2 separate regions of the Homo sapiens genome follow, and region 2 is linked to region 1. A link is an interaction called in ENCODE POLR2A ChIA-PET data of the cell type or tissue named here. Cell type or tissue: IMR-90. All regions are shown on one strand. Links, peaks and the distances in the headings refer to the core of each region. The heading gives the core; the rest is flanking DNA. Region 1 holds the start of VWA5B2 (von Willebrand factor A domain containing 5B2). Region 2 holds the start of YEATS2 (YEATS domain containing 2).

Region 1 (15,572 bases), core at 9,838-14,837:
AACGAAACTCCATCTCAAAAAATAAATAAATAAATAAATAAACTGAGGTTTGGATTTGTGTTGGTGAGGCTGTGGGGAAATAGAAACCCTTACACATTGCTGATGGAAATGTAAAATTGTCCAACTGGTGTGGAAAACTTCAGCAAGTTAAACACAAAATTATTCTCTGACCTAGCAATTCTATTCCTGGGTGTACACCCAAAATAACTGAAAACAGTTGTTCAAACAAAAACTTACATACCAGTGTTCATAGCAACATTATTCACAATAGCCAAAAGGTGGAAACAACCCAAACTTCTATTTACAGATAGATGGATAGATAAAATGTGGGATATCCATACAATGGACTATTATTTAGCCATAAAAAGGAATGAACTGGCCAGGCGTGGTGACTCATGTCTGTCATTCCAGCAATTTGGGAGGCAAAGGTGGGCGGATCACCTGAGGTCGGGAGTTTGAGACTAGCCTGACCAACATGGAGAAACCCTGTCTCTACTAAAAATACAAAAAAATTAGGTGGGTGTGGTGATGCATGCCTGTAATCCCAGCTACTCGGGAGGCTGAGGTAGGTGAATTGCTTGAACCCGGGAGGCAGAGGTTGCAGTGAGCCGAGATCATGCCACTGCATTCCAACTTGGGCAACAAGAATGAAACTCCGTCTCAAAAAAAAAAAAAAAAAGGAATAAACTGATTAATACTACAATGTGGATGAATGTTGAAAACACTATACTAAATGAAAGAAACCAGACACAAAAAGTCATATATTATAGGATTCCATTTATATGAAATATACAGAATAGGCAAAGCTACAGAGACAGCCATATTGGTGGTTTTTAGAGACTGGGAAGAGGGGAAATAGAGAGTGACTGCTTAATGGATACAAGGCTTCCTTTTGGGGTGAGAAAAATGTTCTGGAGCTAGATAGAGGTGAATGAGTGCACAATATTGTGAATGGAGCCAGGAGGGGTGGCTCACACCTGTAATCCCAGCACTTTGGGAGGCCGAAGCAGGCAGGTTGCCTGAGCTCAGGTGTTTGAGACCAGCCTGGCTAACATGGTGAAACCCCATTTCTAATAAAAATACAAAATTAGCCAGGTGTGGTGGTGGGCGCCTGTAATCCCAGCTACTTGGGAGGCTGAGGCTGGAGAATTGCTTGAACCCAGGAGGCAGAGGTTACAGTGAGCCCGGAAGGCTCCATTGCACTCCAGCCTGGGCCACAGAGACTCCATTTCCAAAAAAAAAAAAAAAAAATCAATCAATCACTATTGCAAATGTGCTAAATATCACTAATGGCAAATTTTATGTTATGTATATTTTACCACAATAAAAAATAGTGCATTTTACTACATGTAAATTATACCTCAATAAAACTGATGTAAAATATTATTTAGGTAATTAATGGATGCTAAAACTGGTGGGTGAAACTTTGATGACGATTGGAATAGTTACATACAATCAAATTGTCTCCCTACAAATGTACTTATTTAATTATGAAAAGAAAAATAGTAGCATTATAGTGGAGAAATCTGGCAAGCAACACCCGTGATGGTTAATTTTATGTGTCAACTTGAAGTGTTTTTGAATGAGATTAACACTGAAATTGGTGAATTTTGAGTAAGCACATTGCCCTCCAGAATATGGGTGGGTGTATGAGTCACAGTTCTCCAGACAGACAGAACCAATAGGGGATAGATGATGGATGAATGGTTGGATGGATGGATGGATGGATGGATGGATGGATGGACAGACAGATAAATAGATAAATGGATGAGAGGGGATTTATTAGGCGAATTAGCTCACATGACTATGGATGCTGAGAAATCCCACAACCAGCCCTCTGCAAGCTGGAGACCCTGGGATGTGGCAGTCCAAGTCCAAGTCCAAATCCAAAGGCCTAGAGCCAGGGAAGCCAATGGCGTAACTCTCAGTTTGAGGCCATCGACAACCTGAGAACCTGGGAGGCCTCTGGTATAAGTCTCAAGGCCAGAGAGCCTAGAGTTCTGATGTCCAAGGGCAGGAAAAGGAGTGTCCCAGCTCCAGGAGAAGGAGACAGAGGAAATTCTTTTCTCTCCTTTTTTGTTCTATGTGGGCCACCAGCAGATTGGATGGTGCCCTCCCACAATGAGGGCAGATCTTCCCTACTCAGTCCACTTACTCACATGCCAATCTCTTCTAGAAACACCCTCACAGATGCACCCGAAGGAATGTTTTACCGCTTCTCTAGTCTTCTTTTTTTTTTCCAGACTATAGTCAGGCTTCTTTTTTTTTTTGAGTTGGAGTTTCATTCTGTCACCCAGGCTGGAGTGCAGTGGCGTGATCTCAGCTCACAGCAACCTCCGCCTCCCAGACTCAAGCAATTCTCCCACCTCAGCTGGGATTACAGTTGTCCACCACCACACCTGGCTAATTTTTGCATTTTTAATAGAGACAGGGTTTTGCCATGTTTGCCAGGCTGGTCTCAAACTCCTGACCTCAGGTGATCTGCCCACCTCGGCCTCCCAAAGTGCTGGGATTATAGACGTGAGCCACCGCGCCTGGCCCCGGCTTCTGAATAGGTCTTCCTTAATTTAGTCAAGCTAAGACCCAGAGTTAACCTTCACAATGTTCCTCATCTAATCACTTGAGGCCTGAACAGAACAAAAAGATGGACCTCCATGAGAAAGAGGAAATTCTCCAGCAGGCTGCCTCCAAATTTCATCTGCACCATCCGGTCTCCAGGGTCTTTAGCCCGCCAGCCCGCACTGGACTTGCCTGTACAAGCACACGAGCCAATTCCTTATTTTATATATACGTATTCTCTCTCTCTCTCTCTCTCTCTCTCTCTCAATCTCTGTTGGTTCTGTTTTCTCTGGAGAACCCTAACACACCACCTTATTGAAAGGATCAAAGTTAAAATCGCCAGTAACTGTAACTGACATGTACATCCTCCCAATGAGATATAGTGAGAAGGGTACAACGTCACTTATGTGGTGTTCCTATGGGAAGTGCATATCCTGAATCTAATTATGAGGAAACAACAGACAAACTCAAACTGACGGACATTCTACAAAACAACTGGCCAGTACTCTTCAAATGTGTCAGTATCACAAAAGACAAAAAGGAGAAACTACTCCCAGTAGAAGACTCTTAAAGGCTGGGAGCAGTGGCTCACACCTATAATCCCAACACTTTGGGAGGCTGAGGCAGGCAGATCACTTGAGGTCAGGAGTTTGAGACCAGCCTGACCAACTTGGTGAAACCCCATCTCTACTAAAAATACAAAAATTAGCTGGGCATGGTGGTGGGTGCCTGTATTCTCAGCTACTCGGGAGGCTGAGGCAGGAGAATCGCTTGAACTGGGAGGTGGAGGTCACAGTGAGCTGAGATTGCACACGCACCACTGCACTCTAGCCTGGACTACGGAGTGAGATTCCATCTCAAAAAATAAAAATAAAAACAAAAACACAAAAATTAGCCAGGCATTCTGGCGTGCACATGTAGTCCCAGCTACTCTGGAGGTTGAGGCATGAGAATCACTTGAACCCGGGAGGCGGAGGTTGCAGTGAGCTGAGATTGAGCCATTGCACTCCAGCCTAGGCAAAACAGTGAGACTGTGTTTCAAAACAAACAAACAAACAAACAAATAAAAAAAACTACCCCCCCCCACACCAACTGGCTGGGCATGGTGGCTCACACCTGTAACCCCAGTACTTTGGGAAGCCAAGGAGGAAGGATCCTTTGAGCTCAAGAGTTCAAGACTGCAGTGAGCTATGATTGTGCCACTCCACTCCAGCCTGGGTGACAGAGTGAGACCCTGTCTCTGAAAAAAAAAAAAAAAAGAAAAGAAAAGACAAACCGAAGTGTTTAGGGGTAAAGAGGTCGGATGTGTAAAACTTAATTTGAAATGGTTCAGAAAAAAATGCTTTATTTGCAACTTTTGTAGAAGTTTTGAAGTTATTTTGAAATACAAAATTTAAAAATTAATTGTTTAATTGACGTCTTTCGTGAGGGGAGGGGCTACCACTGTCTTGTTTTCTGCTGTAGTTCCAGCTCTAGCACACCGCAGGCTTCAACAAGAAATATTTCTTGAGTGAACAAATGAATTAATGAACTAAACCATCTTCCAATTTGGGTTTCAGGCAGGGGCTGGGATTTTGGAAGTCAAGCTTTAGACAGCAAGAGGCAAAATTCCTCTTTTTCTCTAGGTATATCTCTTCTGGAGCTCCAATCTGAGAGGGTAGATCATCTATAGTTTGGGGAAATAAGACCTCTGCCCTCCAAAGGCCGACAGGCAGCCCACAAGCAGGAGATAATTGAGTTGTGCTTTGCAACAAGAAGACCTGGCTGAGTGCCATTTTCTAAGTCAGTTCCCTAAGGTTCACCCTATTCCCCACATCACCACCACCCTTGGTTAAGATTTGTTTTTTAATTTTTAATTGTTATGGAGATAGGGTCTCCCTATGTTGTCCAGGCTGGTCTCAAACTCCTGGCCTCAAGGGATTCTCCTGCCTTAGGCTCCTGAAGTGCTGGCATTACAGGTGTGAGCCACCGCCAGCCAGTTAAAAGCTTTTATAATATCCATTACTATTACTCTTGTAATGCAGCACTTATCTCAAGCTACTGTAACTGTATATTTGTCTGCCCTTTTCACTAAAGTGTGAGACTCTCCTAGGCAGAAGCTAAGTCTTTTCAGCTCAATATCCTCCTATGGGCCAGGCGCAGTGGCTCATGCCTATAATCCTAGCACTTTGGGAGGCTGAGGCAGGCAGATTGCCTGAGCTCAGGAGTTCAAGACCAGCCTGGACAACATGGTGAAACCCTGTCTCTACTAAAAATCCAAAAAATTACCCAGGCATGCTGGTGCTCGCCTGTAATCCCAGCTTCTCAGGAGGCTGAGGCAGGAGAATCACTTGAACCTGGGAGGCAGATGTTGCATGCAGTGAGCCGAGATCGCTCCACTACACTCCAGCCTGGACGACAGGGCGAAACTCTGTCTCAAAAAATATATCTATATATCTATATCTATATGTATATCATCTATATCATCTATTCTCCTATGACTACCACGTAGCCCACCCCATGCTATCCCTCAGCCCGGCCTCAGATCTGGAATCTGGTTCCTGTGCTGTCCCCTTCTGCCCTTGGCTGTCATGCTGCTGCCTCACCACCAGAGGGCCTTCCAGCTGGGCCTCAGAGACCCTTCTTACTGCCCCACCCAAGGTGCCAGGCAGCCAGCACTGGCTCCCCACCCCCTGCCCCTCATCCTGCAGGGTGCCCTATGCTTTTTGTGGAGCCATTCACCTGTCTCTCCCTCCATTTGCCTCAGCTAAGGAGACCTTCCTAGCAAGATCTCAGGGTTGGTCCAGCTTTGCAGCAAAGTTTGACTTCTGCCAGTGTGTGTGTCTGGTCTCTGATAGGGATGCTATCTTCCTGGGAGGCTGTCTTACATCTAAGCTCTCCTCAGGACCAAACAGAAGGACCTCTTTTTCCATTTCCATGTGTCGGAGACCTCCCTAATGACTGCTATTTGCAACCTCATGTTTGTCCAAGGGCTACATGTAGCTCTTGGTTCATTTGTAGAAGGGGCAGAGCACAAGGTGCTTGTGGAAAGGTGGCCACTGCCTGGACCTTTGTGAGGCCCTCAGGGCCAGGGCTGGTCCTACCTGAGGCCCTGGATCACCTGGAGGGACCATCAGCCCATCCACTGTTTCTCCCTAGGCCTGAAAGAGGGACCCTCGTTCAGGATGAAGCTGAGAACAGACTCAGTAGAGAAAGGGGGAGAGAGGTGAATGGAACCATGACCCAGGTAGTATGGAAAGAGGGCTAGGACCCAGCTGGAGCTCCCTGTGTGTTGGGTACGTGTGACTGTGTCTGTGCTCCCTGTATCATTCCTGTGCATTTCCACCCATGAAATTCCCTGGGAAAAGGTCAAGCTCTCTCCACCATGCTAAGTAGGGTGAGCAAAGGAGATGGTTGGGGTTGAGGGCTCAGATACTCAAGGAGGCAGGGATCCCCCGGGGGGATGATCCCTGGTGATAGTGATTGAAATCAGAAGGAGAGAGTTAATGCGGAGGAGTGAGAACCATGGGCCCGACTCGAAAGCTCACTTCCTACTGGCTGTCCTCCATCCCCAGCTCTCCTCAAGCTCTCTCTGCAGAATCTCAGTATGGCATCTGCCAAAAAGCTTACATGGATGATCCCCAAACATGGTCATCTCCTCTCACTTCCCCAGGGCTCTCAGACTCTTCCTTGGGGGACCTGGGAGAGGTTTTCCGGACCTTCCTACTTTTTGACAGCATAACACTGTCAAGCACATGCAAAGTCTGCCAATAACAAGGGGCCCTCCTGACAAGCAGAGATGTTTTCTCTTCAGGGCTGCGGTGATGGGTGGGGGTCACTGCTATGAGGGGACGGTCTGCAGCCATAAGAAGGCTCTTCAGGCTAGAAGGCTTCACTCCCAAGGCCCGCACAGCTGAAGAGACCAAGGGGTTATAGGCTGAGGGCGCTATTGTGCACACCCTCCCACCCCAGCAGAAGTGGTTGGCACTGCAGCGATGCCAAGGCCGGCTGCTTGGGGGTGGGAGGAGGTCGCTGCAGTGATGAGGAATCCCTGCTTGGAGTGAGTGGTCACTGAAGTGGCTGCATGAACTAAAAGTACCTGCAGGGATGGGGGAGGTTTTCTGCAGTGATGAAGAGCACTTTGCAAAGGAAAGGGGCCAGCTTCTTGGGGGAAGAGTCCTGCGGTGACGGTGATGGGGGGCTGGGGGGTTCGCTGCAGTCAGGAGGGAGGGTCTCTGCAGCGATGGGAAGCAACCCAGGGCAGGGGGTGGGGTGGGCTGGGGAATGGGATGCCGTCGTGGTAATGGGATAGCTGGGGTCGCGGCAGTGTCGGTGGCACTTGCAGGACGCCTGATTCCTGAAGAATGGAAAGGGTGGGGTCTCTGAGGCCTCGGTCCTGCAGTGACGGGGATCCGTGCGGCGGCGGGGACGCGGTCCCTGCACTGCGGTGCCCAGTCTGGCTCGGGCTGCCGCGGCTGGCGCGGAGGCGGTACCGCGCCCGAAGGAGGGGGGAGCGCCAGCCCCGCCGCAGCAGCAGCAGGCGTGGCCAGGGCAGGCTGGAGGGGCGGCCTCTCGGAACGGGGGCGGGACCACCGCCGGCAGGGCCCGCGCCCCTGCCGGGACTCAGAGCCGCTGCAGCCACAGTCACGAACTGGCGGCCGGCAGGTGCCGGGACCGAGGGCCACCCGGAGCGCAGAGGCGGCACCACCCACACGGATCCCGTGGGCACCTAGAACTCCGCGGAGGGCGCGACGGTGAGGCTGAGACTGCCACAGGGAGCGGGGCGATCCCCAGAGCCAGCCCGCGGCATCCCCTGCGCGGGCCGCGGCCACTGCAGGTGCCCCCTCCTCCCACATCAGCTCTGCCGGGGTAGGGAGCGGTAACCTGGCGGCTCCCACGGACTCTCCCTGGCCCGACACCTCTCCCGGGCTTGCCTCCCAAAGACCCCCTCTTTTCGCTTTCCCAGCTCGTTCTTCCCACCCTTAACCCCTCCACTCCGGCCAGCACCCCCGTCGGATGAGGCACCAGGGAGAGAAAGACCAAGGCCCTTTCGGCGCCCCATCCACCCTGCCCCCGCGATCCCTCGCAGGGCCGGGGGCCTCCGGGGGGATTCGGGCCCTTTAAACCTCCGCCTTCCCGGAGCATCTTCCATCTCCACCCGCGCCGCTTCCGACAGCTGGCGGCCGCGGGGGGCCCCGGGGGGCCGGCAGGTACGGGGGTGGCTGCGAGGTTGGGAGTGGGCGGTGGAACAGCTGTGACCGCCCCCACCCCCGGGGGAGCCGCGGCGGGACTGCTGGGCGCCGAAGCGCGCGTTAATCATTAACCCTCCGCGGCCCGGCTGCCCAGGTAACGCGTGAGGATGCCCTCCTCGCCACCACGCCTGCCGCCCCCTTATCTCCCCCGCCACCTGTCGCCCTCAGGAGCTCCCGCTCGGCCTCGCGCCCCGGCAGGCCCCGTCCGGGTGCTGGAGTGAGACTCTCGCGCTGGCCTCTGGAGCGCGGGGTGGGCGTCCCGTCACCCTGCGCCCAGCTTCCCCGGCCCGTTCCCGCAGGGCCGGCCTCCCGGCGCCATGCCCGGCCTGTACTGCCCCTCCAGCTGGACGCCGCTGCCGCTCACGGACTCCTGGGTCCGGGCCTGCGCCAACGGCCCCTGCCTCAGCGTGCGGGCCCGGCTCACCTACCGCAACCCGCAGCCGCAGCCGGTGGACGGTGAGGCCCGGGTGGGGCGCGGGCGCGGCGGGGGGTGCGCCGGGCAGGGTCCGACGCCGCCTCCCGCCGCCCTCCCCAGGCGTGTTCGTGTACCCGCTGGCCGAGGCCGAGGTGGTGTCCGGCTTCGAGGCCGAGGCCGCCGGACGGCGCGTCTCCTTCCAGCTGCAGAGCCGGCGCCGCTCGCAGGCCGCCTGCTGCCGCGCTCTGGGCCCGGGGCTGGGGACCCCGACGCCCCGCCGCTGCGCGCAGGGTGAGTTCCGCGCGCCCGCACCCGCGCTCCTGAAAGCCGGGCGCAGCTCAGGCTCCCGCATCCGCTCGGCCTCCGCCCGTCCCCCGCCTTCCTCCGGGCACTGCCTTGTGCATTCATTGGCTCATCCTGGTATTTAGCAGTCGTGGGCTGGGCACCTGACCTGCGCCAGGTGCTGGGAGAACATGGCCCGGAGGTTCACAGCCTGGGAGACAGACACAGCAGGCAGCACAGGGCTTGCGGGGGCGCCAGCAACCCTTACAGCCCAGGAGACCGGTCTCTCTAGGGGGCTGCAAAGGGAGCCTTCTCCCCTGGTGGTCCCCTCCGGCCCCTTACTATTTTAGGCTGCACACCTCAATCCGGCCCCGCGTGGGCCAGTGAATCAAGTGTAGACTCCTGTGCCTAGCAGCCAAGGCCCTCGCTCTCACCCCATTCCATCCCTCTCCCAGCGACCCCATACACCAGGTACCGCTGCCGCTGGCCACACTGACTGACAGGTCCTTTCCCAACTCTCTGCTCTGTCTTTCCATCTTCTATTGAGCAAATTCCTACTTGTCCTTTAAGATCCACTAAACGTCATTCCTAGGGAAACCCTCCCTGACTCTCCCACAAATAGCTGCACTGTTTCCTGGCTCCCCAGCCTTTTGTGCCCCCTCGTTATGGCACTTACAGGGGGAGTCATTGTCACAGATCTGCCTGTCTGTCTCCCCGCTGGAGCATCTCCAAATCCCAGCACCTCACACAGAACCTGGCACTATGAGGCCCAGCGAGTGCCCGGGGAAGGGACAGAAGCCCAGCCCTGTGCTGTGTGCTGTGCTTGCACCTGGTTCTTTCATTGATTCATTCATACATGGCTTTGATTCCTGCCCAGGGGATTTGCAATCCAGGTAAGAAGAAGAGGAACAGAATCCAGTGGTGTTGAGAGCTGGCATAAGCCCAGCACGTTAGGGGCTTGTGGTTAGAGGCTAGAGTGAGCTCTGGGCTGAGGCCCCAGGAATGTTCCAGAAGGAGGTAGAGCCAGCATTTGACTGCAAGAAAGGGTAGGACTCAGTTAAGTGGAAGGTAGGGGCAACAGTATAAGCAAATGCTTATAAGTAGGTTACAGTGGGTAATGACAATAAAATATCTCATGTTTATAGTGATTTACAGTTTACAATCGCTAGTATCACCTCATTTGAATCCCAAGTAGTGGGTAATGCAGGCTTCTTCCTGTTATGGGGGATGGAAGGGGGATAATCCCCCTTCCTCCTGTTATGGGGGATGAAAGTCATAGCAGGGGTCACTGACTTATATGTTGGGTGCTTTGCATACATTGCCTCATTTGTTCCTCACCACAATCACAGAGTTATTATGATCCCCACTTTATGGATGAGGAAACAGGCTCCTCAGAACAAGAGAGCTGCCAAAGGACTCAATTAGAGGTCACCGAGCTGATATTTAAAACTTGATGCTGTGCTGTCTCCACTGTGTCGGTTGGCTGGGATGGAAGCCCCTTTCTTTCTTTCCTTCCATCTTTTTCTTCCCTTCAGTTATTCAGCAAGTATTTATTGAAAGGATGAACAATTGGTCATTGTGAGGAAGTGAGGTACAGTAGGGCTGTGAACGTGGGCTGGGGCCAGACCACGTCGGTGGTGTACACAGCTGCCACTGTACATGGCTGGTCATTATTCCTTTAGCAGCCCCACCAGTCCCCAAACAAACCTAGGAGCTAAATAAAACAGTGTGTGCAGTGTGCAAATGGAGCTTTATGTCCTCCAGCCTGCTTCCTGCTTCTCTATTCCTCCTGCCCGGGAGGAGTAGAGAATTCTGGAGCCACCTTAGTGGGCAATGGGGGAGCTCCTGATGGTTCAGGAGCAGGAAATTTATGAGCAGAGTGGGGTCCCAGGCCACAGGGAGATGTCTATCCACAAGGGATGGTGGCCAAGGGTTGAATGGAAAGAGGCAGGCAGGGGGAGAGGGGCAGAGGGTGTGGGTATTCCCAGGGCCTTGAGAGTGGACATGGCCCCTTCTCCTCAGCCTTCCATTAGCAAGGATGTCACTGCTGCTCTTGCCTGATGACAGCCAGATCTGTTCACAGTTAGTCTGCCTCTCCTGCCATCATTCATCTCATGCCTCCATCCTGCGTCACCAATGCATTAGCCTAGTGCCAACACGCAAAGTCCCCCTTGCCCAGGCTCCCTGACCCAATGCCTGCTTCCACATCTAGCTTCCTCCCTCTCCTCTGCTTCCAGCATGCTCTGACCCCATTTCTCACCCATCATAGGTCATCTTGTCTTGGATCTGGCCCAGGCCCGGTCCACGTTGGTGCTGCCCACAGGCATTATCGCCGCGGCTGGCACCATGACGGTGACCCTGCACAGCAGCCGGGAGCTGCCCTCAAGGCCTGACGGGGTGCTGCATGTGGCCCTGCCCACTGTGCTCACCCCGCTGGCCCCGCCAGGCCCGCCGGGGCCCCCCAGGCCTCCGGGGCTCTGTGACGACAGGTTGGGCCTATGGTGATTCTCTTCGTCCCTCCCTCGGCTTCTCTGGGTCTAGTGCGGGTGAGGGGGCACTGGCAGGGTACCCAGGGATGGGAAGGGTGAGGAAGGGCTGGGGCCAGTCAGCCGGAGGGTTTAGGGGCCTTCACAGTGGCCCAGTGACCCTCCTCATGCTCCCTTCCAGCCCCACCAGCTGCTTCGGGGTGGGCAGCCTTCAGGAGGAAGGGCTGGCCTGGGAGGAGCTGGCTGCCCCTCGGGACGTGTTCTCAGGCCCTGCCCGCTGCCCTGCCCCATATACCTTCTCCTTCGAGATGCTGGTGACTGGGCCATGCCTGCTTGCAGGTGGGTGCATCTGGCTGGCCTGCCCTCTTTTCAGATGCCCACTCCACCCAGTGTAGTGACTGGAAGGGAAATAAGGCTCAGGGATAGGAGGGACACAGGACAAAAAGACAGGGACCCCAGCCTCCGGAACATCTGGGTTAGTGGTGGGAGCATCCCCTGGTCACCTCTACCCAACACACACACCCCAATTTTATCAAGGTAATTTATTTATATCTCATCCCACCCAGCAGTGGGAAGAGAGATACTTACAATGGGACTAGTACCTGTGATGAAGTAGGTTTTCCTTACACAGAAGGTGGGGGGTGAATGCTAAATCAGCACCTGGCTGATGCATGACTCTTCGACCAGCCAGAAACCCTGCTGGAATCTACTTCCCAGCCCATGAAAGCAGGCACATCCTCCCTCGTCCATCTGACCCCATATAGATCAGACTCTGAGAGCTGACTGAATCAGCCATGACCCCTGCCAACATTTGCTGTCCCTGGGAAGGTGTTATGGCTACATCTCCCCTTCCTGCCTCTATGTCCCTCAGGCCTGGAGAGCCCCTCTCATGCTCTGCGGGCAGATGCCCCCCCTCATGCCAGCTCTGCAGCCACCATCTGTGTCACACTGGCAGAGGGCCACCACTGTGACCGGGCCTTGGAGATCCTGCTGCACCCCAGTGGTGAGAGACTGGGACACACCGTGGGCCGGCTCTGACCTGCTTCTACATGAATGGGGGAAGCATTTCTTAAGTGCAGGTTTCTGGGCCCCAGCCAGATGGACTGAGTCATCTGTGAGGGCAGAGCCTGTGGTGCAGGAAGGCTGGACCTGCAGGCTCCTCCTGGACAGTGAAACTGGGCACTTGGGGTCCAGAGGCAGGGCCTTCCTTGACAGAATTGTGTCCTCTCCTCTCAGAGCCCCATCAGCCACACCTGATGCTGGAGGGCGGCAGCCTGAGCTCAGCAGAATATGAGGCCCGGGTGAGGGCCCGCCGAGATTTTCAGAGGCTACAGCGAAGGGACAGTGATGGGGACCGGCAGGTACCGCCATAGGAGCCTGGCCTGGCCCCTGGCCTTGGCTGCATTTGTGCACAAGGAGCAGGCAAGCAGGCTTACATTGGAATGGGTGCGGGGAGGCCTCTTTTCTCGGTAAGATCTCTCCACAGCTGCCACCAACCATCACAGAGGACAGATGAGTATTGTCATTGGAGGGCCGATGTGAATCTCTCTGGGGTGTGTCTCAGAGGATGGAGGCTAGGTCTGATATAAACAGAAGACAGCCACCTGCCTTTGCTCCTGCCTTTATTCGAATTACTACAAAAAGATGTCCCCTCTGGGTGGATCAGACAGAAAAAGGCCCCAGAGCCAGTCCCACTGCCCACCCTCAACAAAGTAGCACTAAGCCTTGCCCAGGCTGACTTGGGACTCCCCCGCTCAGGTGTGGTTCCTGCAGCGACGCTTCCACAAGGACATCCTGCTGAACCCCGTGCTGGCGCTGAGCTTCTGCCCAGACCTGAGCTCCAAGCCCGGACACCTGGGGACAGCTACTCGGGAGCTACTCTTCCTTTTGGATAGCAGCAGCGTGGCACACAAGGCCCGTGGGGGTGTGGTGTGGGCAGGCCTGGGGGTTGGGTGGGGCAGTGGGTCTGAGGAGGGCTGGGGGCAGCCTCTTGAAGCCAGGAGTTACCTTGTTGCTTCAAACACCATCTTCCAAAGAGGAAGCAGATGGCAACTCCTCAGGGGATTCCCTTAGACAGCAGCCCTGCTCCAACCGCCAAACAGACACTGTCACGCTCTCTTGCTCATATTCACGCACACACATCTCTCCAGGATTCCAAGAGCCTCTCACACATAGACTCGCACTCAGTCACAGGGAGTCACTCCAATCACAGGGACACTCAAGTTTCATGTGTACCTCCAGAGTCCCACACACAGCCATGTGTACCTCCAGAGTCCCACACACAGCCATGTGTACCTCCAGAGTCCCACACACAGCCATGTGTACCTCCAGAGTCCCACACACAGCCATGTGTACCTCCAGAGTCCCACACACAGCCATGTACACCTCCAGAGTCCCACACACAGTCATGTGTACTTCCAGAGTCCCACACAGTCAGGTATACCTCCAGAGTCCCACACACAGTCATGTACACCTCCAGAGTCCCACACACAGTCATGTATACCTCCAGAGTCCCACACAGTCATGTATACCTCCAGAGTCCCACACACAGTCATGTGTACCTCCAGAGTCCCACACAGTCTCTCACACACACTTGGGGGCTCACTGGCACACTTTCCCTCACACCCAGGGCCTCTCCCAGGTTACCACAGCCTCTCACTTGAATCACAGCCTGGATAACGCAGTGATCTGGCTTCCCTTGCTCTGTATCAGGGCCCATGGGGCCGGCCTCACGCCGCCCTCCCTGGCCCTCCACAGGATGCCATTGTTTTGGCTGTGAAGTCCCTCCCGCCCCAGACGCTTATCAACCTGGCCGTGTTTGGGACGTTGGTGCAGCCACTCTTCCCAGAGAGCCGGCCTTGCAGTGATGTGAGTGTGGTCCAGGGATCTGGGGGCCTTACAGAGAGGTTTCAGCCCAGTGCGTCCCAGCCTGTGCCTTCTCGCTCCAGGATGCTGTGCAGCTGATCTGCGAGAGCATTGAGACCCTGCAGGTTCCGAGTGGGCCCCCAGACGTGCTGGCTGCTCTGGACTGGGCCGTGGGGCAGCCCCAGCACAGGGCCTACCCTCGGCAGCTGTTCCTGCTCACTGCTGCCTCACCCATGGCCGCCACTACCCACCGAACCCTGGAGCTCATGAGGTGGCACAGGGGGACAGCCAGGTATGGGATGGGCAGAACCAGATGCGTAAGACTGAGCCCCCACAAGGGGCTCCTGAAGATCACAGCTGCTTCCTTTCCTTCATCAGATGCTTCTCCTTTGGGCTGGGGCCCACCTGCCACCAGCTGCTCCAGGGTTTATCTGCCCTCAGCAGAGGCCAGGCCTACTTCCTGAGGCCTGGGCAGAGGCTGCAGCCCATGGTGAGCTTGAGCCTGGGCCCTGTTCCCTACACCTGGAAGTTTTTCTCCCAAGTTACACATCAAGTCTGAAACAGAACTCAGGCAGGCCATGGGGGCTCCTGGCGCCCTCACCAGGCCTTCTCCCCACTCCAATCAGGGGAAGAGCTGTTGGTGCTGTGAAGGCCAAAGGTGTCAGGACACTGTCTCTGACCACCCTCTGAATCCCATTTAGTCCTGGAACGGAGCCTCGTCCTCACAGTCTTGCCCCATCCATGTGGCAAAGCTCAGGCCAGGAGACAGACCAAATCCTGAGGGCTGAGCACTCAGCCCCCTGCTTGCTCCTACCCTCATTCCTTCTCCTGACCCCAGCCTGGCCCTGTGCCCCATCAGCTTAGGGGCTGGGCAGATGGCATCAGGGGAAGGGCAGCCTTCCTGCTCTGTCTGGCCGTATGACACCTCTTTCCTTCCCATGTCTTCCCTGTGGCCACTCCCCACAGCTGGTACAGGCTCTGCGGAAGGCACTGGAGCCTGCTTTGAGTGACATCTCTGTGGACTGGTTTGTGCCCGACACTGTGGAGGCACTGCTGACCCCCCGGGAGATCCCAGCACTCTACCCTGGGGACCAGCTGCTCGGTTACTGCTCACTCTTCAGGGTGGATGGCTTCCGGTCCCGCCCACCAGGGGTAAGCTTGGGCTGGGGTGTGGTAGGGGGGCTAGGGTGAGGTAGGGGGGCCTGGGATGGCTGAAGTCCCCGCATCTCTTCCAAACCCTTTTTCCATTCTCTGTGCCTCTCTCTACCAAGCTTCTCTACTATCCCCTAGGACTCCACAGAGATCACACTGGGCCCCCTAAGATGACCACACCCTGTCCCCTTCATGGAGTCTTCCACTGAGTTGTCCTGCAAAGTGTTACCCCTCAGTTTTTACCCAAGGTCACTAAAGCACACAGCCACAGAAAACAGCACCTGCATTTGCTATGAGGTTTCCGTCAAGGCTTGCTCATGGCTTCACATAGTTCCCTATAGAAAGCACCAGCCAGCGTATTTTCTGGGACACGCAGTGATGGATGAGCATAACCTAGGCACAATCTCTAATCCCAGCTCTGTCACTTACCAGCCATTTGATTTGAGCAAGTCACTTCACCTCACTGACCCATTTCCTCATATGGAAATGAGGTTTTTCACAGGTGGTTGTCATCAGGGGTCATAAAGTGAGTACTCCTGGCAGAACACTTGACACAGTAGGAGCTGGGGACATGGTAGTTAT
Region 2 (15,598 bases), core at 7,080-12,079, 530 kb before region 1:
ATGATAATAATAAAGTTGTTACAAAGATTAAATTTGTGAAGTGCTTGGAGCACTGCCTGGTAAGTAGTGTTATTAATAGCTAATATCCAATTATAACAATGTATGGGCTGGGAGCGGTGGCTCACGCCTGTAATCTCAGCACTTTGGGAGGCCGAGGTGGGCGGATCACCTGAGGTCAGGAGTTCAAGACCAGCCTGGCCAACATGGTGAAACCCCTTCTCTATTAAAAATACAAAAATTAGCCGGATGTGGTGGCATGCGCCTGTAATCCCAGCTACTCGAGAGGCTGAAGCAGGAGAATTGCTTGAACCTGGGAGACAGAGGTTGCGGTGAGCCGAGATCGTGCCACTGCACTCCAGCCTGGGTTACAGAGCAAGACTTCATCCCCCCAAAAATAACAATAAAATAAAAAATAACAACGTATGGCCAGGTTACCACAGTTTCTGATTTTCCATAGAAGCAGAAATTCAGGGTATTATGTGAAATTTGTCAGTGTTTGAAATGTTGGCTCATTTAAAACAAAATGTGACATCTGTAGGCTGTGACTACGCAATCTCTCTGAACTGTACTCTTTCATGGCAACCTCACCAGTGTTCATTAACTACCTGTTGACAACAGTACGTTGACAGTGCCACCCATCAGGTCTCTTCTGAGCCCCAAAGCCTTATGTACAGATTTAATATCTTCAGGGCTAGGTGTGGTGGCTCATGCCTGTAATCCCAGCACTTTGGGAGGCCAAGGCAGGTGGATCACCTGAGGTCAGGAGTTCGAGACCAGCCTGGCCAACATGGTAAAACCCCGTCTCTACTAAAAATATGAAAATTAGCCGGGTGTGGTAATACACGCCTGTAATCCCAGATACTTGGGAGGCTGAGGCATGAGAATCGCTAGAGCCCGGGAGGCAGAGGTGGCAGTGAGCCAAGATCGCACCACTGCACTCCAGCCTCGGCAACAGAGCGAGACTCTGTCTCAAAAAAAAAAAAAAAAAAAAAAAGTATTCGAGTGGATGCCTCAAACTTAAAATGCCCCAAAGGGAATTCTTGATTCTCCCACCCCCAACATTCAAATCTGTTCTTCCTTTAGTCTCCCTCCTTTCAGGAAATGACACCATCATCCACCATCAGCCACTGCTGGAAACGTATGAGCCAACCCCAGTTCTCCCTCCAGGCCCACCTCCAGTGGCTGTGCAGGTGAGTGCTGCCTAAGGGAGCCTGGCTAGCCAGGAGCCTAAAACCAGCCTCTAAACACTTGCCAAGCTCCAGAGCAGAGCTGAGTCTGCCTGGAGGAAGGGGCAGTTTATCTAAGAGGCCATTTTGACTTAGCAGAGGCCAGTCCCCTTCCCTTCTCTCCCCAGTCTCCTCCCAGTTCATCGTCATCAAGTCTTCTGGTATTTTCTCCATAGTTCTTGTATCTATCTCCTTCCCACCATCTCCACTGCCAGGGTAAGCCATCCTCATTTTTTTTTTTTTTTTGAGATGGAGTTTCCCTTTTATTGCCCAGACTGGAGTGCAATGGCACGATCTTGGCTCACTGCAACCTCTGCCTCCTGGGCTCAAGCGATTCTCCTGTCTCAGTCTCCCGAGTAACTGGGATTACAAGCCACCACGACCAGCTAATTTTTTTGTATTTTTAGTAGAAACGGGATTTCACCATATTGGTCAAGCTGGTCTTGAATTCTTGACCTCAGGTGATCTGCCCATCTCCGTCTCCCAAAGTGCTGGGATTACAGGTGTGAGCCACCACGACCAGTGCCACCCTCAATTTTTGCTTGGATGACTGAAATTGCTTTCCAACTGTCTCACTGCTTCTATGTTCACACACCTCTTCAGTCATTCCCCACCTACTCATTGGGGCAAATGATTTTTTTTTTTTTTGAGACGGAGTCTCACTCTGTCACCTAGGCTGGAGAGCAGTGGCATGATCTCGGCTCACTGCAACCTCCACCTCCCAGGTTCAAGCCTCCAGAGTAGCTGGGATTACAGACATGTGTCACCACGCCCAGCTAATTTTTGCATTTTTTTTTTTTTAGTAGAGATGGGGTTTCACCATGTTGGCCAGGCTGGTTTCGAACTCCCGACCTCAGGTGATCCACCCACCTTGGCCTCCCAAAATGCTGGGATTACAGGCGCGAGCCACCGCGCCCAGCTGCAAGTGATGTTTTTAAAAGGGCAAATAGGCTGGGTGTGGTGTCTCACGCCTGTAATCCCAGCACTTTGGGAGGCTGAGGCGGGCAGATTACGAGATGAGGAGATCGAGACCATTCTGGCTAACGCAGTGAAACCCCGTCTCTACTAAAAATACAGAAAATTAGCCGGGCATGGTGGCACGCGCCTGTAGTCCCAGCTACTCGGGAGGGTGAGGCAGGAGAATCACTTAAACCCAGGAGGCGGAGGTTGCAGTGAGCCAAGATCATACCACTGCACTCCAGCCTGGGCAATAGAGCAAGACTCAGTCTCAAAAGAAAAAAAAAAAGTTTCATTTTGGTGAATATTTGGGTAAACAGTTCAAAGTTGTAGTCTTATCAGAACTTTACCCTTCTTCCCCTTGACTTCCCAAGGCGGCCTACAGGATACAGGGGAAGCCTCAAGGCAGCGGTGGGAGGGGAGATCTGTGTGCGGGATTTCAAGCTATAGCCTGGGTTCTCACTGGCCTCTGCTGCTATGTCTCTGGTGACTTCTGGTCTCCACTGCCCTGCAGGCATCAGCTGCTGAGGTGGTTGGTTGGCAAGCTCATGACCTGTTGCTTTAGCACCTTCAGAGTTTGATGTCTCATCTTTCATCCCCACTCCTCCATCCCCGCTCCTCTCACCAGCTGACTTAGGGGTGCTTCAGCTCCACTGGTATCTTCAGTACTGCCTATCCTTGGGGTCTTAGCTACGTTCTGTAGCCATTCCCTGGCCATCAGCCCACCACAAGGCCTCTGCTTTAGGAAACCTGCCCCCTGGCACAGTGCCTATTGGTCTGTCCATGGCTCTTAACCATGCTACTTTCTGCATGCCAGGCAGGGAGCAACAAGAGAAGTCTGGAATTCTGACATACCTAAATGTGCAAGCTGCAGCGCTCCAGCAGCACTATTGCAGACTCCTCCCAACGCCATGGCCTGCTCCCAAGCCCTACTGTGTGAGCCTTCTCACAGACTTGGACAGCCTTCCAAGCTACACCAAGGGAAGTCAGCTTCTAGCTTTCTTGGCACTTATCTGGGTATTTCTATGCTTTCCACCTCACTGTTAAACCCTAAGAGTAGGGGAACACCAACACACTCATCCTGACCTGTGACCTCACCCCCTTCTCCATGAAATTTGTTTATCTCCCCAGTTCCTATTATCTCTTGAGTCTTAGCTTAAGGTTCAAGGAAGCCTTTCTTAGTTTTTTTTTTTTTTGAGATGGAGTTTCACTTTTGTTGCCCATGTTGGAGTGCAATGGCTCACTGCAACCTCCACCTCCCGAGTTCAAGTGACTGTCCTGCCTCAGCTTCCCAAGTAGTTAGGATTACAGGCATGCCCAAATACACCTGGCTAATTTTTGTATTTTTAGTAGAGACGGGGTTTCACCATGTTGGCCAGGTTGGTCTTGAACTCCTGACCTCAGGTGATCCGCCCGCCTCAGCCTCCCAAAGTGCTGGGATTACAGGCATGAGCCACCGTGCCCAGCCAGGAGGATCTCTCGAGCCCGGAAGTGTGAGACTAGCTGTGGTGATAGTGAGACCTGTCTAAAAAAACCAAAATTAGCCTGGGGGTGGTGGTTCACGCCTGTAATCCCAGCACTTTGGGAGGCTGAGGCGGGTGGATCACCTAAGGTCAGGAGTTCGAGAGCAGCCTGGCCAACATGGTGAAACCCTGTCTCTACTAAAAATACAAAAATCAGCCAGGCGTGGTGGCGCGCGCCTTGTAATCCCAGCTACTTGGGAGGCTGAGGCAGGAGAATCGCTTGAACCCGGGAGGCGGAGGCTGCAGTGAGCCAAGATCATGCCACTGCACTCCAGCCTGGCAACAGAGGGAGACTCTATCTCAAAAAAAAAAAAAAACACAAAAAACAAAACACCACTTATATTTATTATGCGTTGATAAAAACATTAAATACATTAAAAATTTGGTAACATGTATGTAAAGTATAAAAAAAAAAGTGAACTTCCTAAACCCACCACTCAGCTCCAGTAGTAAATCGTTATACAGTGAGAAGGGATTGAAGGGGAACAGAAGTTCCCCAAGACCAGTTGGGAGGCTATTCATAGTCTTGGGCAGAGAGATTACAGGGTCTTGGGTAGGGTGGTAGAGTTACAACGAAAGAGAATGTTGGCCTCAAGTGATATTTAGGTGGAAAACTGGACTTGGATTGTCACTAGCTAGTGTGACTGAGATAAGTCTCAAGCCTTCCCTGCCTCAGTTTCTTCATCTGTAAAATGGGCTAGAAATAACTACTGTTATTTTGTATACCCAGCACTTAGCACATGGGTTGGCACAAAGATGGCACACACAAACATCATAGTCACTATTGTGATTAATAGGGAAGCTCATACACGCCGGCAGAATGAATATTCTGTCAAACTTGGGGTTGAAATTCGCCATCTTCTGGGGCAGGAAAGTGATGGACGACTGTGCCTTTGCAAGAATCGACGCCCACACTGCCCAGGAAGTGCCCTCGCGGGCCGGGGTCCCAGCCCGGACCAGCCCCGCCCCGCCCCGCCCCGCCCTCATCCCTGGGAGCTCCGCCCCGAGGCCGCGCGCGCCGCCGCGCGCGCCCCGACGCGCCCAGCTGCTGACGTGCGGGGCGGAACGCGCCGGGCGGGCTCCACCGCGCCGTGTGCTTCCGCAGGTTGCGGGGGTCGCTGGGGCCTTGTGGCGGGGCAGCTCCGCGGGGCTTCGCCCGCTCTCTCACCTCGCCGTGCTCTCTCGCGGCGGCCGGCGGGGCCCGCGCTGCAGCCGGAGACCCGGAGAAAGGGTGAGTGTTGGCGGGCGCAGGAAGGGACCGGCCGGGAGCGCGCCCCGCTCTCCGGGGCATTGTTTGGGCGGGGGCGGCGCGGGCACGTGCGCGCCCCTCCCCCATCGGCAGGCAGCGCGGCAGCGGGACCCGGTGAGGCCCCGGGGCCGAGGGGAGGGCAGGGAGGATCCCAGGTGCGGGCCGGGGAGCCGCAGAAGCGGGAGCCTGGAATTGGAACGTGAGTTGGGGGCTTCCTCTTCAGCGGGGCGCTGCGCTGAGGGGATACGGGACCCCGAGCCACAGCGGCCGGAGCTTTTAGGATGTTAAGCTCTTGGCCTTGGAGGCAAGATTTGGCCCCAGCACCAGAAAGTCGTGGGTTTACCGAAAGGATCCTGGAATGCCCCTCCAACCTGTCGCCATCCCCACCGGGCCTCCCTGGGATGGAGGGGAGGGGTCAGAGAGGCTTTGGGGGTCCAGGGATGGGGCCGGGGCCAACGCGCCGGAGCTGCGGGCAGTGCGGGGCGGAGTGGAAGCCTCGGAAAGTGAGGACTCCTGCAGGAAAGGCTGGCTTGAAGGGCTGTGGCCAGACTGCAGAAGACAATGAGGTTTTCTCCATCATGAATGTGATTATGTTAAGAAATAGAAACCAGAGGAAGAGAAATGCCATCAGCAATCTTACAGGCCTGACACATCATTTTTTTTTAGTTTGATGTTGGCTAGTATTTTCATCTAAGCATTCAGCAGTTACAGAGTTGACCCACGTTTTCCATTCCCTTTTCTCGCTCACATGTAAAAAATGCGGTATAATATTATATAGAATTCAGCAATATCATTTCCCCTTTCTTAATGAGTAGAGGGTATTCAGCGTAGAAAAATTTAAAAATACAAGCAAAGCCAGAGAAAAATGCCCGCAGTTTTACGATCTAGAGATACTACCCTTGGATGTATATTCCTGTTTGTGTATACTCTTTAAAAGATAGGGCAGATGATGCCCTGATAAGGAGTTTAGTTTTTCCCGGGAAGCCTTTGAAGGTTTTGAGAAGGCGAGTAGCATGATCCGACTGCTATGTAGAGGAAGAGGGCTGGGGAGGAACCTACGAGGTCAGTTACTGTGCTCTTTGCAGTAGCTTGGACTAGGCCCGTGGCAGGGAGATGGGGAAGTATAAACAGATTTTTAAATGTTTTAAGGTAGAATGAACAAGACTTGGATTGGTGAGGGAATGGTGGGAATCTTTGCTTTTTTGATTTTTGTTTTGAGCAACTGAGTAGGTGGTGGTGCTGTTTACTGAGATGAAGAATGGAAGAGAGAAATTTGAGGTGGGAAAAACGAATTCTATTTTAGATGTATTAAATTTTAGATGCATGTTAGTTATGAAGTCGGTGTGTTGAGGCAGTTGGATGTAGAGGGCTGGAACTCAAGGAGGAGAGAGGCTAGAGCTAGAGATAAAAATCTGGGAGTGGCTGGGCGCGGTGCTCACACCTGAAATCCCAGCACTTTGAGAGACCGAGGCGGGTCGCTTGAGCCCAGATATTCTAGACCAGCCTTGGCTACAAGGCAGGAAGGACCCCGTCTCTTAAAAAAAAAAAAAATTGGGAGTGATCTGTACGTAGATGATATTCAAAGGTATGGTGCTGTGTGAGATCACTGAGGGGAAAGAGTGTGGAGAAGTGAAAAGGGCGCAGACACTCAAATACCTCTAGGTCTGGTAGAGGAAGAAGGTTGGGGAAAGGACGCAGGAAACAGCAAGTGAGGTAGGAGAAAAAGCTCCTACCAAAATGGCATGTATCATGGCAGCCAAAAGAGGTGTTTCTGGAAGATGTTGAATTGGTCCTTTTATCAGGGCTTCTGAGATGTTCATTAAGATTGTCAATTGAATTTGGCAACACGGTGGTTATTGGTTTTGGTCATTGGTCTTCCTGTCCATAGTTCTGGAAGTGGGAGGTGGGAACCGGATGTGAGGAAATGAAACTAATGAGTGCAAATTAGAAAAAAAGTGCCCCATTTCCATCTGCCCCAAAACTAAACTTAATCGATGAAAAATGGTGTCTTGTGTTTTTTTCATTTATTGATTACTAGTATGTTTGAACATTTTTTTCCCATTTATTGGCTGTTTGTGAATTTCTTTTCCTGTTCTCTGTCATCTTTTGTTATTTCCTAATTGATTGTCAAAAGTTCTTTAGATATTAAAAATAGGTAGCTTGACATACAGCATGCAGAGTTCTCCCCACATGTTTCTCAGTTTCAAATGCTTCATGTTCATTCAGTGGATGCATGATATTTTACTGTGGGTTATTTTTTATTATAAAATCCATAGGAAGAAGAGAATTAACATTTAGGTTGTAGATCTCTGAGTGTAGCCCACATACGATGTACATTACCCTGTATTTTCTTAGAATAGATTCTCAGAAATAGTTGGTCCTGTCCTCTTCTCATCAACTACGGATTTTTATTTGAATGTTCATTGCCACGTTCTTGGATTGTTCCCTATCTCCCTGCCTTTGGTCCTGCTCTGCTTTCAGTCTGTTTTCTGTCGTGATACCCAGTAGATGGTGGGAGTTGATGCAGTTTTCTCACAGAAAACAAGACTTGTGAAGCAGATTTTTTCTTTTTCTTTTCTTTTCTTTCTTTTTTTTTTTTTTTTTTGAGACAGAATCACAGTCTGTTGCCCAGGCCTGTAATCCCAGCTGCTCGGGAGGCTGAGGCAGGGGAATTGCTTGAACCCGGGAGGTGGAGGTTGCAGTGAACGGAGATCGCGCCACTGCACTCCAGCCTGGGCGACAGAGGGAGACTTCGTCTCAAAAAAAAAAAAAAAAAAAAAAGGCAGATACAAAAAGCCACGTGCTGTATGATTCTATTTATACGAAATGTCCAGAAACAGGCAAGTTTATCCACACAAAAAGTAGTTGCCAGGGGGATGAAGGGAGAGGAGAATTGAGAGTGACAATTAAGAGGTAAGTGGTTGCTTTTTGGAGTGATGAAAACATTATGGAATTAGATAGTGGTGATTTTTGTGCAACTTTGTGAATATACTGAAATCCACTGAATTGCACTCTTTTAACTGGTGTGTGTATATATATATGTGTGTGTGTGTGTGTGTGTATATATATATAAATTTTTTTTTTTTTTGAGAAGGAGTCTCGCTCTGTCGCCCAGGCTGGAGTGCAGTGGCGCAATCTCAGCTCTCTGCAAGCTCTGCCTCCCGGGTTCACGCCTTTTCCTGCCTCAGCCTCCTGGGTAGGTGGGACTACAGGCACCCACCACCTCGCCTGGCTAAGTTTTTTTGCTTTGTATTTTTATTAGAGACGGGGTTTCACCATGTTAGCCAGGATGATCTCGATCTCCTGACGTCGTGATCTGCCTGCCTTGGCCTCCCAGTGCTGGGATTACAGGCTTGAGCCACCGCGCCCGGCCGGTCAATATATATATTTTTTGAGACAGGGTCTGTCTCTGTCGCCCAGGCTGGAGTGCAGTGATGCAGCCGTAGGTCATTGCAGCCTTGAACTCCTGGGCTCAAGCGAGCCTCCCACCTCAGCCTACCAAGTAGGTGGGACTACAGGTACACACCACCATGCCCAGCTAATTTTTTTCTTTTTCTTTTTCAGTAGAGACAAGGTCTCCCTATGTTGTCCAGGCCGGTCTTAAACTCCTGGGTTCAAGCAATCCTCCTGCTTTGGCCTCCCAAAGTGCTGGGATTACAGGCACATGAGCCACTGTGCCTGGCCTAAAACAGTACCTTTTAAGTTAAGTGAATTATATTTCAATTAAAAAAGTATATCCACACTCTCAAATAAATTAAAACTTAAAAACAAAATACATAACAATCGCCAGTAGAAGCACTGCAGGTAAAGTTCAAGCCCCTCCCCACTGCATTCTCCTCACCCTCAGCTTTCATTACAACCACTTAACAGGTTCCCCACAGCTCACTCCTCAGACAAGCAGGATAAACAGCCCTTGCCTAGAACTAGTTCTACTTCTCCATGTCTGCAGTCATCAAAGTTCACATGCCTGAACATCTCACAGTTACTTTCCAATGGGCTCATATTTCACCTCTACCTTCTCCGCTTACCGAAATGCTCTTCATCCTTCAAGAATCAAATTCCGACTCATCCATGAAGTGAACTCCAGCCTTCGAAAGCTTTTTTTCCCCCTAACTACTACAGAACAGATGATATGGAAACAATCTGCATCAGGCCAGCCGCGGTGGCTCATACCTGTAGTCCCAGCACTTTGGGAGGCCAAGGCGGGTGGATCATTTGAGGTCAAGCGTTCGAGACCAGCCTGGCCAACATGGAGAAACCCTGTCTCTACTAAAAATACAAAAATGAGCCGGGTGTGGTGGTGCGTGCCTGTAACCCCAGCTACTTGGGAGGCTGTGGCTGGAGAATCACTTGAACACGGGAGGCAGAGGTTGCAGTGAGCCAAGATCGTGCCATTGCACTCCAGCCTGGGCGACATAGTGAGACACTGTCTCAAAAAATTAAAAAAATTACCTTAAAAATCTCAAACCCCTTAAACATCCCACATGCCTCATTCTTCCAGAAAAAGAAAGTTGAACCGGTGGGGTAAAGGAATGGTAAAAGTGGCCGGGTGCTGTAGCTCACGCCTATAATCTCAGCACTTTGGGAGGCTGAGGCGGGTGGATCACCTGAGGTCAGGAGTTCGAGACCAGACTGACCAATATGGTGAAACCCCGTCTCTACTAAAAATACAAAAAAATTAGACGTGGTGGTGTGCGCCTGTAGTCACAGCTACTCGGAGGCTGAGACAGGAGAATTTCTTGAACCCGGGAGGCGGAGGTTGCAGTGAGCCAAGATTGCGCCACTGCACTCCATCCTGGGCGACAGCAAGACTCTCTCTCTCAAAAAAAAAAAAGGGAATGGTAAAAGTTACCTAAAGTCAGCTTTCCAGGTGCATTAATGGAGAGAAGCAGTGGCATGGATAATTTAGAGGAGCTGTTTTATCCTACAGTCTTCTGTGTGCTAGTTTGCAAGGTTGTAGACAGCGTACTGGCCAGAATGGATTCTGGGGGCTGACCATATTAGCAAATTGTGTAGTCTTAAAGCCGTTTTATTTATAGGAAAGTTGGTGTTTTTGACCTGGAAATATATAAGACTGAAATAATGAGACAGTGTTTTTGAGCTCAGCTGTCTTTTGCTCAGCTCTTTACATGTTATTAGAAATGTCCCACATCACGTCAGTCCTAATGACCAGATCGCTCAGCTTCTCGCCATTCAGGTCCAGTATAAAATTTTGATTATTTTTACTTAAAAGATCTGTTTTTGTTTTGGATGCCAGATGAGTTAAAGAAAAAGTGATATGTTAGCCAGCAAATGGGAACATATTCAAAAGGTTTTGTGTGTCAGACCTGACTTAGAATAATTAGCATAGCATTTTTTTGTCGGTACTAACTCTGGTGAAAATCATAACAGAATCTTCTGTCTCCTAGAGTTCCCTTGGTCTGAGTCTGTCCTTTAATAGAGGTTGGTGCAAAAGTAGTTGTGGTTTTTACTTTTGCACCAACCTAATAGATAACTTCTCGTTCCTTCTGTTACAAAATGAGCATAACTTTGGAAAGACGATCAGGTGTATTTTGTTTTTTCAGTTCTTTGTATCAAAGGGAGGTGACAGTGTTAAGAGTAATGTTTAAATAGGTGGAGAAATTTTAATTGACATTGAAATATAGATTTTGATTTTTTTGATAGGGCTTCTGCATGCCTAATGATTTTCTCAGTATAATATTAAAATGGATATATATTCTTAGAGTGTACATTGAACAGTCTTTGGGAAGAGTGGATGGTGTTGGGGTGAAGCTGCTGCCGTATTTAGTTTTCAAAATAGAATTCAGGAAATGGATCATATGTATTTGGATTACTGAAAGTCAGTTTCATTAAAATGTTCCTAAAGGGGCCAGGCGTAGTGGCTCACGCTTGTAATCCCAGCACTTTGGGAGGCTGAGGCAGGCGGATCACCTGAGGTCAGGAGTTCAACCCTCCCTCTACTAAAAAAATAAAATAAAATAAAATAAAAAATAGCCAGATGTGGTGGTGGGTGCCTGCAGTCCCAGCTACTTAGGAGGCTGAGGCAGGAGAATCACTCCAACCTGGGAGGCAGAGGTTGCAGTGAGCCGATATTGCGCCACTGCAATCCAGCTTGGGCAACAGAGTGAGACTCCATCTCAAAAAAAAAAAAAAAGCTTCCTAAAGCTTCAACAGTAGACTTGTGTAGTACAAATCCCCTTCGTTCTAGATCTCCCCACTTTGGTTTTAGGATTTAGCCTTTGTTCGTTCTGCTTGTTTCTTTTTCTGTTGCTGGCAATAAAACTTTCCAGTTATGATGCATTATGCTTTTAATACCCTGCTGGATTGGATTTGTATGTGTATTTGCAGTGAAAGCTTGTTTGCCATTTTCCTCTGATGGTGACTTTTGACCACATTTCCATAGGTTTGGAGATACTGTGTTCTCGTTAGTTTTTAAATAGTCTGTTACTTTAGTTTTAATTTCTTCTTTGAGTCATGAGTTATTAGAAGAGTGTCTTATTTTCCATATCATGGTGAGCTAATATTAATTTTTATTAAGATCAGAATGTGGCTGTAATATTTCTACATTTTGCAGTAATTTGAGACTTTCTTCATATCTTACTGTATGATTTACATTTTATGAACTTTTTTTTTTTTGAGACAGAGTCTCACTCTGTTGCCCAGGCTGGAGTGCAGTGGCGTGATTTCGGCTCACTGCAACCTCCACTTCCTGGGTTCAGCAGTTCTCCTGCCTCAGCCTCCCAAGTAGCTGGGATTACAGGTATCCACAACTATGCCCAGCTAATTTTTGTATTTTTAGTAGAGACGGGGTTTTACCACATTGGCCAGGCTAGTTTCAAACTCCTGTCCTCAAGTGATCCACCCACCTTGGACTCCCAAAATGCTGGGATTACAGGCATGAGCCACTGCATCCGACCTTAATGAACTTTTATAGATATTTTTAAAAGATTTTTTTCTGTTGGGTTCAGAGTTGTGTGTATTTGTTAATTCTGGCTTGTTAATTACCAGATATATATCTATATCATCTTTTTTGTTTGTTGTGTTTGTTTTGTTTGAGACGGGGTCTGGCTCTGTCACCCAGGCTGGAGGTGCAACGGCGCGATCTCAGCTTAACTGCAGGCTCCATCTCCTGGGCTCAAGCAATCCTCCTACCTCAGCTGCCCAAGTAGCTGGGAGTACAGGTGCTTGCCACTACTCCTAACTAATTTTTGTATTGTTTGTAGAGACAGGGTTTCACTGTGTTGCCCAGGGTGGTCTTGAACTCCTGAGCTCAAGCGAGTCACCTGCCTCAACTTCCCAAACTGCTGGGATTACAAGCGTGAGCCACCACGCCCGGCCTATCATCTGTATTTTTATAAATTGTCTTAATCTTTTAAATTTTATATAGAGATGTGTGATTTCTTAAACTTTCCTTTTTCTGTTTGTTGTATGTATTTTGATACTATATTGTTGGATGTATAGTTTAAGATGTATTTTTGTGATTGTGCCTTTAATAACATCATCTTTATCATGTTATTTTTTTTGCCTTGAATTCTATTATTAATATTGCCTTGCTTACTGTCTTTTTGTTTGCATGTGTCTGTGTATAATAACTTTGTACATTCTTTTAAACATTTAGCTAAAGAGCCTTTAAAGATGTAGCAATATCAACAAATAGATTAATGATGAAAACTAATGTAAGGTAGTAGTTATGTTCCCTGTGGTCATTTATATTTTGGCAGATATTTTAGTTAATCCTTCATTTATGGCTGGGCGCAGTGGCTCACGCCTCTAATCCCAGCACTTTGGGAGGCCGGGGCAGGCAGATCACGAGTTGAGGAGATCGAGACCATCCTGGCTAACATGGTGGAACTCCATCTTTAGTAAAAATGCAAAAAAATTAGCCAGGCATGGTGGCGGGCGCCTGTAGTCCCAGCTACTCGGGAGGCTGAGGCAGGAGAATGGCCTGACCCGGGAGGCGGAGCTTGTAGTGAGCCAAGATCGCACCACTGCACTCCATCCTGGGTGACAGAGCAAGACTGTTTCAAAAAAAAAAAAAAAATCCTTCATTTATTTTTCCAGATAGTAATATTGAGCACTTCCAGGAACTTTGGAGGGAGAAGGTAGGGAGAGCTGTGTTGGATGGGGCACGGTCAAGGAAGGCCCCTGATAAGGGGGAGATTTCAGCTGGAATCTGATTAAGCTAACCTAAGAAAAGAGCATTCCAGATAGAAGGAGCCATGATTCCAAAAGCTCAAAGGAAAATTGGGAGTATATTTGAGGGATAGAAAACCAACCTGTCTGGATCTTAAAGATTAAGGATGGAGAGGGAGACAGGGCGCAGTTCACATCTCTTAGGTCATGTTAAGGAATGGAAATTTGTTCTAAATGTTATGAAAAGCTATTTGAAGGATTCAAGCAGGGGATGACATGATCAGAAAAATATTCTTATTGTCCTTTTCTAAAGTGAGGTATAGTTTACAGACAGTGAAATACAGATTTTGCGTGTACAGTTGGGTGTTTTTGCAATTGGATATACATACCCATCTAACCTACACTCTTATTAAGATTAGTGGAGCACTGTGGGAGGCCAAGACGGGCAGATCACCTGAGATCGGGAGTTCGAGACCAGCATGACCAACATGGAGAAACCCCGTCTCTACTAAAAATACAAAATTAGCCCGGCGCGGTGGCGCATACTTGTAATCCCAGCTACCCAGGAGGCTGAGGCAGGAGAATCGCTTGAACCCGGGAGGCGGAGGTTGCCGCGAGCTGAGATTGTGCCATTGCACTCCAGCCTGGACAACAAGAGCGAAACTCTGTCTCAAAAAAAAAAAAGTTAGGTGGAGCATTGGTAATCCAAAAATCTGAATCTTAAATGCTCCAAAATCTGAAACTTCTTAAGCACCAACATGATGCCACAGTGGAAAATTTCACACCTGACCTTGTGACTGGTCAGTTAAAACATAGTCAAAACTTTGTGTTATGTTTTGAATTATTTAAAATGTTGTATAAAATTACCTTCAGGCTCTGTGTGTAAGATATTTATGAAGCGTAAATGAATTTCATGTTTAGATTTGGGTTCCTTCCCAAAGATATCTTACTATGTATATGCAAATATTCCAAAATCCAAAACAGTATGAAATCTGAAACAGTTCTGGTCCCAGGCATCTTGGGTAAGGAATACTCAACCTGAATAAAATATTTCTAAGAAAAAAGTCTTCATTCCTCTTCCCAGTCAGTCCCTAACACCAGCACCTCCAACTATGATTCTCATTTCTTTCACTATAGATTAATTTGTCTCTTCTAGAACTTAAGTGGGATAATTTAGCTTGTACTCTTGTGTTTGCCTTCTTTGGCTTGCCATAATGATTTTGAGGTTCATTTCTGTTGTTGCCTGCATCAAGAGTTCATTGAGTATACCACGATTTGTTCGTCCATTCCTCTGGTTTGGACTTTTGAGACATTTTTGAAATGTCATTGGCTAATGGAAAATGGATTGTAGAGTCTTATTCAGATATTTAATAAAGGAACACTGGTTGTCTTGTTTACAAAAGAGAATGTATTTTCTTTTAAGACTGTAGAAAGGACAGGGCCAGGAACTATGAAATCATTATCAGCATCTTAGGAATGCCTGTCTGTATGGAAGCAGATAGAAAATGATTGTACTACTCCCCTTCCCCACCTATTTTTTTTTTTTTTTTTTTTTTTGAGACGAAGTCTCACTCTGTCACCCAGGCTGGAGTGCAGTGGCGCAATCTCGGATCACTGCAACCTCTGCCTCCCGGGTTCAAGCAATTCTCCTGCCCTGAGTAGCTGGGATAACAGTGCATGCCACCATGCCCAGCTAATTTTTTGTATTTTTGGTAGAGACGGGGTTTCACCGTGTTGATGAGGCCGGTCTCGAACTCCTGACCTCGTGATCCACCCGCCTTGGCCTCCCAAAGTGCTGAGATTATAGGCGTGAGCAGCCAGCATGCCCGGCGTCCCCCTCCCCAACTTTAAACCAGATGGGAAGTCTTGAGTGAGAGCCCCAAGTTCAGTGGTTCTGATATTCAAATGATGTGAGGCACATAGAATTATTGAGATGATACCTCATATGATATATGGCAAATCTTTCAAGTGTCTAATTTATCAGATTTTACTCCTTTCTCCTCAAGAATTGGCCACTTTTTTTTTTTTTTTTTTTTGATACGGAGTCTTGCTCTGTCACCAGGCTGGAGTGCAGTGGCACGATCTCGGCTCACTGCAACCTCTGCCTCCTGGGTTCAAGCAGTTCTCCTGACTCAGCCTCCCGAGTAGCTGGGACTACAGGCACTCGCCACCACATCCAGCTAATTTTTGTATTTTTAGTAGAGATGGGGTTTCACCATGTTGTTGGCCACATCTTATATGATGTGTTTGCAAAACACAATGGTAGAGTTCTAGGACTGGCTTCTGGGGTTCTCCATCTTCCCTGACTCGAGAGCTAAGACCTCGAATTTCCAGTGACTGTACATTACATCATCTTTATGGTTTTTATTATACAATTTTCTTTTCAAAATTATTTTTCTCTTGGGTTTTATTTTAAAGTATAAAACATTAAATGTTTTGTTTGGGGCCAGGGGTGGTGGCTTACAAATCTCAGCACTTTGGAAGGCCAAGGCCAGAGGATCTCTTGAGGC

The links. ChIA-PET counts read pairs that join two places held together with the same protein. Peaks named below come from ENCODE experiments on the same cell type or tissue, not always from the same donor. Only the 100,000 strongest peaks of a DNase experiment are listed, where the experiment ranks them.
Region 2: POLR2A ChIA-PET joins it to region 1 with 11 read pairs; 1 of 35 experiments calls an interaction of 5 or more read pairs at or near these places.

Annotation. Positions count from the first base shown.
Region 1 is chr3:184,222,422-184,237,993 of GRCh38, forward strand. VWA5B2 (von Willebrand factor A domain containing 5B2) reads left to right here and starts at 7,164. Exons shown (of 20, transcript NM_001390846.1): 1 at 7,164-7,292; 2 at 7,959-8,246; 3 at 8,326-8,496; 4 at 10,757-10,976; 5 at 11,155-11,312; 6 at 11,845-11,976; 7 at 12,210-12,334; 8 at 12,732-12,887; 9 at 13,731-13,841; 10 at 13,922-14,130; 11 at 14,217-14,328; 12 at 14,805-14,990. The coding sequence starts at 8,108. RefSeq lists a silencer at 6,932-7,271. In IMR-90, for the core only: no CTCF peak of the experiment used is centred there; a DNase peak (open chromatin) is centred at 12,070; H3K27me3 peaks cover 2,399 bases.
Region 2 is chr3:183,693,057-183,708,654 of GRCh38, forward strand. YEATS2 (YEATS domain containing 2) reads left to right here and starts at 4,741. Exons shown (of 31, transcript NM_018023.5): 1 at 4,741-4,937. RefSeq lists a silencer at 4,646-5,115. In IMR-90, for the core only: no CTCF peak of the experiment used is centred there; no DNase peak of the experiment used is centred there; H3K4me3 peaks cover 214 bases; H3K27ac peaks cover 290 bases.